Linked DNA regions of Homo sapiens: region 1 is linked to region 2. Evidence: chromatin loops called from intact Hi-C (ENCODE). Cell type or tissue: prostate gland. All regions are shown on one strand. Links, peaks and the distances in the headings refer to the core of each region. The heading gives the core; the rest is flanking DNA.

Evidence for each region. A loop is a pair of places that touch in the nucleus more often than their neighbours do. Peaks named below come from ENCODE experiments on the same cell type or tissue, not always from the same donor. Only the 100,000 strongest peaks of a DNase experiment are listed, where the experiment ranks them.
Region 1: a loop joins it to region 2, with 2.9 times the contacts of the local background. A loop is called at or near these places in 2 of 110 quality-filtered maps.

Annotation. Positions count from the first base shown.
Region 1 is chr21:45,130,527-45,134,886 of GRCh38, reverse strand. All of the region lies in intron 2 of ADARB1 (adenosine deaminase RNA specific B1), which reads right to left. Among named protein-coding and RNA genes, the nearest start is that of ADARB1, 58 kb to the right of the region's middle. RefSeq lists enhancers at 373-873, 874-1,374. In prostate gland, for the core only: no CTCF peak of the experiment used is centred there; a DNase peak (open chromatin) is centred at 1,826.
Region 2 is chr21:44,992,226-44,997,765 of GRCh38, reverse strand. LINC00163 (long intergenic non-protein coding RNA 163) reads left to right here and starts at 3,680. Exons shown (of 2, transcript NR_033840.1): 1 at 3,680-3,862. It overlaps LINC00165 (long intergenic non-protein coding RNA 165), which reads left to right and starts at 2,564. Exons shown (of 1, transcript NR_170266.1): 1 at 2,564-3,404. In prostate gland, for the core only: no CTCF peak of the experiment used is centred there; a DNase peak (open chromatin) is centred at 2,976.

The DNA of each region.
Region 1 (4,360 bases), core at 714-3,213, 140 kb before region 2:
AGCCAGGGGTGTGGTGCTGGGTGCCCCTGACCACAAATGCCATCACCCACTGACCTGGCTGGCAAGGCGTCTTCATCCTCGGGATCTTCATCACTCATGGGCCTGGCCTCTAGGGGGTCCTCAATGCTCGCTGGATGAATGAGGGTGTGCTCATTGGCCATTTCAATTTCATCTTGTGTAAAAAAAAAAAAAAAAAATCTGTGCAAGTCTTTTGCCCCAAATTCTACTGTACTGCCTTGTCCATAGGGATCTGTAGGATTCTTCATGTACTATGGACCCTGAACACTAAGCCACGCCTCTGTCAGGCATATGCCTCTGCTGGGCGCACACACCTCTGCCAGGTGCACACACCCATGTCAGACACACACACACGTCAGGCACACACACCCCGAGTGTACGTACCCCTGCCGGGCGCTCACACACCCATGTCAGACACACTCCTGTCAGGCGCACACACCCGTCGGGCGCACACACCACTGTCGGGCACACACACCCATCGGGCGCACACACCACTGTCGGGCACACACCCCCGTCGGGCGCACACACCACTGTCGGGCACACACCCGGCGGGCGCACACACCACTGTCGGGCACACACCCCCGTCGGGTGCACACACCACTGTCGGGCACACACCACTGTCGGGCACACACCCGGCGGGCGCACACACCACTGTCGGGCACACACACCCATCGGGCGCACACACCACTGTTGGGCACACACCCAGCGGGCGCACACACCACTGTCGGGCACACACCCCCGTCGGGCGCACACACCACTGTCGGGCACACACCACTGTCGGGCACACACCCGGCGGGCGCACACACCACTGTCGGGCACACACACCCATCGGGCGCACACACCACTGTCGGGCACACACACCCGTCGGGCGCACACACCAGTCGGGCACACACCCCCGTCGGGCGCACACACCACTGTCGGGCACACACCCCCGTCGGGCGCACACACCACTGTCGGGCACACACCCCCGTCGGGCGCACACACCACTGTCGGGCACACACCCCCGTCGGGCGCACACCCGGCGGGCGCACACACCACTGTCGGGCACACACACCCATCGGGCGCACACACCACTGTCGGGCACACACACCCATCGGGCGCACACACCGTCGGGCACACACCCGGTGGGCGCACACACCACTGTCGAGCATACACCCATCGGTCGCACACACCGTCGGGCACACACCTCTTTCAGGTACACACCTGTCAGGTACAGGTAAGACAAATTCTTTTCTCAGTCAGTGCAGTGTTAGCATCCTGCCCCTGGGGTACACACCTTGTACACTCCCCTGCCTTGCAGGCGGGAGGAACTGTGAACATGATGGGATATAGTGTTACATAAGGCAAAGGTGAAGGGATTTTACAGATGCAATTAAGGCATCTCATCAGCTGACTGAGTTCATCAAAAGGGAGATTTTCCTGGGTGGGCCTGGCCTGATCAGGTAAACCCCTGAAGGATGAGAGAAGTCAGAGAGGAAAGGAAGAGGGGAGACCCTGCCTATACGCCTTGAGAGGCAAACTGCCATGCTGGGAAGAGGGCCACAGGGCAGGGGCTATGGGCAGTCTCCAGGAGCCAAGCGCCACAGGCCTATGGTCACAAGGAACTGAGCTCTGCCAAGAGCCAGTGGGCCTGAAGAGGACCCTCAGTCAGAAGCAACGGCAGCCCCTGCTCAATACAGGCACCTTAACTCCTGACACTTCAAGGAACAGAATCAGGGGCTCAGGCTTCTGAACAGAGGCTGACACCCCTTCGACAACTGTCCGATTCCACCAGGGAAACGAGCCAGGCTCACCAGGGCTTTGCGCCCAGAAGCACATGACTGTGAAAACTTGACAGATGAGCCGCCACCCAGCAGACAGGAAGGAAGGAAGACTGGAGGAGCTGGCAGGGAAACGCTGACTGTGGCTTTGGAAGATTGTCGGTATTTTCTTTTATGGTGTATTTTCTAATGTGCGCTCAAAGAAGCCCCTTCTCTTTCTTCTTCGTCTATCTCTAGCCCTAAATCCAGTAGACTCTGCTTTCAAAGCTGAAATAAAACACTCTCTAGGTAACATCTTACTCTCCTGAACTTTCAGAATTCAGGAACACTCATGCTAAGACACTTTACTCTTCCTGACAATGGAGTTTACTGCATAGGTTCAGTAAGAATTTGTCCTCCTTTTTACTTGGATGTAACCGGACAAAAAAAATGTGCCACCAACCCCACATCTGGAGTGTCACATCTGAAAGTGAATCCCTCACATCCCCTAAGCCCACCCACAGGAAGGATCTGTGCCCTGGGGAGCCAGTGCCCACCCAGCCCCCACAAGGTAGCAGGCCTGGTCCCTGTTCTATAACTTATGGGGGCCCAGAAAATTGTGAGGGCCTCAAGTTAAAGAAATTCAACATTTTTAAAAACTATGGGCAAAACCTGGTGTGGATACATTTCTTGGGTCTGGCTTCCTAGTTCCAGGGTAGAAGAACAAATAAAAGCAATCTTAAAACTCTCTGGAATGACAGAGGCTACTGGAAAAGCCATCTTAGTTCCTCACAAAGCTTCAGACAGAAATGAATCCTCTGACCTGGCCAGCTGCTCTCCCACTGCCGACCTTCCAATAGGACGCCACCTGAGCTGATGCGAATCAATCAGGCCCAACACCACACTGACAGCTTCCTGGTGACAGGGGTCATGCCAGAAAAGCACATTCAGAGACTTCTCGTTCTTGGCCAAATTTTTACTTTAAAATTTCAGTAATCTTTTGGAATATTTAGATACTAAAACATCACCTTTGCTCAGTTGGTTATTTTAGTCAATAAATTACTTTGAAGGAAGAAAAATGTCAAGTTTTTGTCACAATATCTGAGGATCCAGAATTAGCATCCTTACAATAATGTGCTTCATTCGAAGGCCCTCATTGGCCTGACCATCCACCCGGACTGCCCATCTCGAGAACCTCCACACAGAGAAGAGCCCCGCAGAGGCTTGCGGAGCTCTGCGCCAGGACACCGCCAGGCACCAGGACAGAGGTCAGCACACAGGACACCCCAGGGAGGGCACCTCCACGCTGTGTAAGCCTTGAATGACGGCTCTTTCCTTCTGGCCCCAAGAGCCCCTCTGAAAAGTGCCAGCCCCTAAAGACGCAGCTGCCTCTTGGCACTGGGCTCCATGCCCCTCCTCACTTCTCCTTTCAGTCAAGGCTTCGAGAGAACTTTAGTTCCTGACCAGTCGGTCAGGCGGCCACACCACACTGTGCACAGAGCAGGAGGCGGCAGCGATGCCCGGTGGTAGCAACAGGTAGCAACATGAGAAGTGGCGTAGGCATCATGGTGACATGGGCACTCCTAAACCTCCTGGAGGGAGCAGGGCCACCCCGGAAACAAGGAACTGTCCTGCACAAAAGGACTTCCATGCAGGTGGAAAGGCTGCTCATAATTCTCTAAGCCCAGCCCAGCTGAGTTTTGGATTGACACAATGCATTTTTCTATACTTTTAACATACACTCAATGTTCCAGAAATACAGAGACTACCTAGAGACAGGGAAGACTGAACACTGCTTCCTTCAGGTTTGACCATTTCAGAAAGTAATGCCACTCAGCTCTATTGCTTATGGTTTTCAGGTCACCAGCTCAGTACCTACCCCACATCTGCCTGCACTGACAGGCCCACACCACTCAGTGATCCGAGTGAAAGCAGCAGTGCCTAAATGTCCATACAGTGGCATAGAAAACTATTTTATTATGTATCTTCAGTTTCTCTTTATATTACATTTCAGCATGACACTGCTTTTTAACATTATATGGCTATAATTATATAAGGTAATATCTTCTGTGAACTTCATTTTAAAATAAAAAGATGAGTTAATAAATATTTGTTACAAAAAGAAGATGTGGTGTGGGGTGGCAATGAGAAAGACTGAGAAAGCTTTCCAGGCTTCAACAAGAGTCAAGGTTTCCCGAAGCCCTCCTCAGCAATTCCTCTTGCGCAGGGGAATTACTATAGGAATTCTATCTATTGTATCCCCCCAAGATGTTCCAGCCTCAGAAGATAATCTCATGTATAAAAACACAAGAAATAACTTCAGTCTTTTCAAGCAAAAAGAAAGGCAAAAACAGTGAGTCTGCCTGAAACTAAAAATAACTCCCCACAGCCCTGCAGTGCGACCTGTGGCTACACGGCACAGACAGCACTAAGGCAGGACCCGGGAGGGAGGCTCAGAGGGAAACCAGACAGTGCAGTGAGGCTGAGGACGGCCGTGCTTCCAAAGATGTTCCAGCCAAAATCTTTCATGTTTATTTATTTTTATTTAAACCACCCTGAAAAGGGAAAAGAATAACACGCCAAACTGTTTGCTGCCGAAATTA
Region 2 (5,540 bases), core at 1,765-4,264:
CCCCGGCACCCCTGGCCACTGTGGAGGCTGCAGTCCGGTGCCACCTCCCAGGGGGCAACTTCAGCCTGTGCTCCTCCTCCTGGCCGTGAGATGGGCCCAGGGCCTGCCCCGCACAGCTGTGTGTGCTGCCTCAGACCGAGCCCACCACTGAGGGAGATGCAGGGGCCCACACACAGCTGCTACCACTCGGCCCCGTCGGCTGTTCCCCTGCAGGGCTCGTGTGAGCGACCCCCATCGCCGGGGGAGGAGGAAGCAGCCCGGGGCCCAGCTCCCAGAGCTGCAGGGGCATCAGGACAGTGGCTCCCTCCCGCCTGCTGTGGAGGTGGCCTTGAGGCCTCAGCCTGGCCCCCGCCCTGCCACCCTGCGCAGCCCAGCAGCAGAAACAGGACTCAGGGCCCCATCTCAGAGGGCAGGAACAGAGCTGGCATTGGGCCGAGCACCCCCGTTCCCAGCTGCTCAGGGCTGAGCAAATCACAGCTCTGAGCAACTCTGACCCTTGGCACCCACCCTCCTCCCGGAGCACCACAGTTCCCGGGGCACTCACCCTCCTCCTGGAGCACCACAGTTCCCGGGGTACCCACCTTCCTCCCCGGGGTACCCACCTTCCTCCCCAGCGTGCCCACCTTCCTCCACGGGGACCCGCTTTCCTCCAGGGATACCCAGGTGCCTTCCTCTCAGGGCACCCACCTTCTTCCCAGGCACCTACTTTTCTCCTGGGGCACCCACCTTCCTCTGGGGGCACCCGCCTTCCTCCAGGGGCACCCACTATCCTCCCAGGATACCCATCTTCCATGGCACCCATCCCATCTTCCTCCCATGGCACCCACCCCATCTTCCTCCCAGCGGCATGAGGCTCCCAGGGAGCTGTGTCTGCGAGGGCAGCATGTCTAGCCTGTGTCCAGTCCTGGGCAGGGAGTCTCACGACAGCCTCCAGATGCACCTGCACCTGCCCAGCCAGGGTGGCCTTGACCAGGCCGTGCAAACACCAGGGCCTGGCCTCTCCCACATGGGGTCATCTGCTCACCCAGGGAGGGCTGGAGGCTCACCCCACAGCCCCTTCCTCCTGCCACAGGGAACAGGGGACCAGGGCATCCTCCAGAGCAGTCCCCAGGGTGCAGATGGCCCCAGAGCCCCCAGACCAGCCCCAGCCCCGGGCTCCTGGACCATGGCTGGAAGGGATCCTCCCGCTCAGGGCTGGAGATGCCTGGCCTGGCACCAGCTACTCCGCCTTCTCCAAGGCACTTTAAAAAACACCCAGCAGCAGCACCTCATCCTCAGGGCACCCGCAAAGCTGAAGATGCAGACAAACAATACAGGGTGAGACTCCTGGAGGCGACAGGGCTGAGCTCGTGCCCTGTGAGCTCTTTCCCAGGTTACAGAGCTGAAAGGAGCCCAGGGACCTGGAGGAGGCTGTGTCAACTGCCGTCTGGTGGCTGGAGGTTGAGAGGCCAGCAGCCGCCAGCCTGCCCACGGGCACTCAGACCCACGGCCAGCGGCTTCTGGAGCAGGCCAGGTGGAGGCAGTGAAGCCCCCTCTTGGGGTCTGTTTCTTGCTTCCACCCAGAGCCACTCTGGGATCTTTTTGATGTGCCCTTGGATGCCCTTGTTCAGTGAGGGGGGCAGGCAGGGGCAGGCGGAACAGACCTCACCACTGAGCGGCCCCCAGAGGTCCTCCCCAGCCTCCCGAGGACCTCAGAGGGGGGCCCTTTCTCTCCCCTGCATCTTGGCCAACGGGTCCTGCACTGGAGCTGGGGCCTTGGTCAGACTCTAGGGGCCTGAAAGTCTCCTCCTTCCCCACTGAGGCTGGGAAAGGAGGCAGGTGGGCCTGGAGGCTCAGGCGGGGCTGCTGCTGGGCACCTCACTGGCTCTGCACCTACCTGCCCATGGTGCCAGCTGCCTTGCCGCTGCGTCCCCAGGTCACACATACTGGGAACCCCATGTGGCCGCCCCCGCAAGTTTTGCAGAACCCGTCCCGAGCCCCCGCGTGTCTTTCCCAACATGGGTCCCCTGTGGGGGGTGGGTGGGACCCTGTCTTTCCCAACATGGGTCCCCTGTAGGGGGTGGGCTGGGACCCTGTCTTTGGCTCCCGTTCCACACCTTGCCCTAGCCGGCAAGGGCTGCAGACCCGGCCGACAGGCCAAGCTTGCCAGAATCACTGGTCCCATGCAAAGCCAACACCCAACTCCAATGGGCGGCAAAGCGCCGCAGGCACAGAGCCTCCTTTCATCTCTGCAGCAGGCTGAGTTTAAAAAGCAGATTTTCTACACAATGTCGTACGCGAGTCTCAGCAGAGCTCAGGCCACGACCTCCAGCTGCCTGCAAGCCTGCATCTTCCTCTGGGAGGCTTCCCCCCTCACCCTGCATCAGGGCCCGGGCTTGAGGGGTGATGGAGGCAGGTTCCCCTGCAGCCGGCGGTTCTGGGAGCAGGTGCCCGAGGCGGAGGCCATGGCCTCTGAGCAGGTGGCAGCTTCGCCCCCACCAGAGCCTGCAGCCCTCACAGCATCCCACATTGCCCCAGCCTCTGCCTGGGCCAGGCCCTCAAGCTGCTGGCTGGGGTGCCCAGACTGTGGAGGCAGTGGTTGAAGGCCAATGGCTCCTGGTGTCATTAAAGACTCTGTTTTTACCTCCTCTGGGCCTCGGGAGACCAGCCTGGCACCAGAGGAGGGGCTGGCAGAGCCCCAGGCTCCAGTCCACACCCACCGGCCCCAGGTCTGGCCATGGGCTGGGCCCTGGTGTGCAGACAGCAGTGGCCACTGCTCCAGGGCCTTTGCACCAGCCTGCTGCAGGTCCAGGCGGTCATGGGGAGTGGAGCCGCAGCGGCCTCTTGTTTTCCTTCCCCTCTTGGGAGACGGCTGCTCCTCCTGGCTGTTTCCAGAAAGTGTGTTTGTTATTTGGCTCCTGGAAACACCATCTGATGAAACAGGCTCTGTTGGGCTGGCCTGCCAGGCGGAGGCTGTGGGCGCCCAGGAGTCTCACCACGAAGCAGGTGGCAGAGGCCCGATAGCCCCACCCTGCAGGCCGGGACCTGGCACCTAAACGGGGAGATGGAAGAACATGGAAAATTCCCTAAGAGCAAATTGATGCTCAGCTTCCGCGGGCACCAACTTGCTGCGGAATCCTGCTTTGCAGATCATCGTTCCTCGAGCATTCGGACGCCTCGGGCCCCAGAAGTTCAAGAACAAGAAAGCTCTGTTTCATGCAGACACGCTCACGCATGCACACATGCTCACACATGCACTTATACGTGCACACACACACACACAACACACACACACGCACACTCACACAACCATGGCCATGTAGCCCCAGTCTCAGCATCATGTCCTCTATTTAGAAATATTGGCTAAACACCTAATAAATAACTAAACAGAAATGTAATCTTTAATAAAGTCTCATAAACCAAAAGCCAGCTGGCAGTTCCATTTGGAACATCCATGAACACAGCTGCATTTATAGGAAAACTTCTCCGTCAGCGATGCTCCCATGTGTGACAGCCGCCCCCAGATGTCCTTCCTTCCCCTCCACACCCCCTCACAGCCCAGGGCCCTGGGGACACCGGTGCCGAAGGGCTGGATCTGATGGACAGGCCAAACCCGGGCCACGGGCCACAGTACTGAGCAGGCGGGGCCCTCAGGGAGGGACGGGGCTCCCTGGGCCAGCCCTCTGCCAGCCGACCAAGACTCACCCTCGATGGTGCCCTCGACCTGTCCTCCCTCAGCAGCCTGTGGCATCCAGACCAGTTCGTGGCCCCTAGGAGGGGAAACTGAGTCCCAGCCCCAGGGTCCTCCCTCGGCTTCACTGGGTGCCCCATGGAGGAGACAGCCAGGGTGTGTCACCTGACAGGCTCACCAGAACCAGCACAGGTAGGAGGACGGGGCAGGTGGGGACAGGACAGGGTTGGACTCCAAAGGGAGGCCGGCAGCACTGTGTCCCGGGGATGCTGACAGTGGCCCAGGAGGGGTCAGATCTCCTCCCCAGCCAGCAGCAGGGCCGTATGCTGGGAACAGGACCTCGTGGTGAGCAGGTGGGAAGGAGGTGGGTGGAGATGGTGGGTAGGGCTGCCTGGAAGACTCCCCAGGGATGGCCATGTGTGTTGGGAGCACTGCTGGAAGGATGGTGTGGCCAGGAGGAAGTCCCAGGGACAGGGGTGAGGAGGCTGGGCCAAGAGCCTGGGTGTGAAGAAGTCACCCTCAGCAGGCTGGGCCCATGGGCCCGGGGGGTGCTCAGGGAGGGTGAAGGGAGATGGGGAGGAGGCTCAGGCCTGCCAGGAGCCGGGTCCTGGTGGGCAGCAGAGGGTACGGTGCCTGGCAGCGCTGAACGGGAGTGGGCGGGAGGACGTGGAGCCAGGCCAGCCTCAGTTCGGGGGTCCTGGGGCCTGTGTCCAGAGGCGAGGCCCACACAGCGGCGGGACTGGTCCTGCAGGCGCGTGGCCACAGTGGGCAGGAGTGGGGGCTTTGGGGCCCTGGCTGCCCAAAGCTTGATGCTAGCCTAGGGCCAACCAGACCCCACATTCAGGGCATACCCCACAGCGTATCAGACATCTATAGCCGTGTAGCAAATACCCCAAAACGTAGCAGCTTAAAAATGCCTCCACGTGTTAGCTCCCCCGTTTCAGGGGCAGCATGGCTGGTGGCTGTGGCTCAGGTGGCAGCCACGGGCAGCCCCTTGTCCAGGACGGGGCTCACGGGGCTGTGGGGAGGCCTCAGCCCCTGACCATGTGGCACCCCCAGGCTGCCAAGTCTCCTCCAGGTGCCAGAAGCCACAGTCTAACCCCCTAGGCCTGGAAGTGGCCTCCCTTGTGCTGTGCCCGCCATGGGCTGTGGTCACATGGGTCACCCTAAGGCCACGCGGGCAGGGCTGCACCAAAAACATCAACACGGGGTCAGGGCGTCCGAGCCACCACAATGCCAGCTCCTGCAGTGCTGGCCACGTGCCTGGCAAGGAACCCTGCACACAGACCCTGCTCTGCCCACCCCCCAGGGGTCACGAGGCACACAGACCCTGCTCTGCCCACCCCCCAGGGGTCACGAGGCACACAGACCCTGCTCTGCTCCCCCCACGGGTCACGAGGCCCTCGTCCTGCTGGGCTAGAGGCGGTGGCCTCTGCCCTCCTCATAGTGGCTACTGGGAGACCATGAGGTGGTGGCAGCAGTTGCCTGTGCGGAGGTGTGCTCAGTGCTCAGGCAGGGAAACGTGCACACACACACTCTCACACACACACACACACTCATGCATACATGAGGAGGGGCTTTTGGGGGAAGAGGAGCCCAGGGAACATGACTCCTGGCACCTTCCATGGCGGGACCAGGGGTCGGGGGTGCAGCAGGAACTCTGGCCTTGAACCCAGTGGCTCCGCCTCATCTAGGGCTGCTCTCACCAGCTGTGCGGCCTGGGTGACTCCATGGCTCTGGGTCATGGGCCGTGCTTGGTGCCTGGGGGGCCCGGCCTTCTGTGCCTCAGTCTCCCCCACCCCCTGCACAGCAGGCTAAGGGCGCCTGATCCGTGGGACTCAGGGAGCTGAGTGGGAAGATTTTTGGAAAG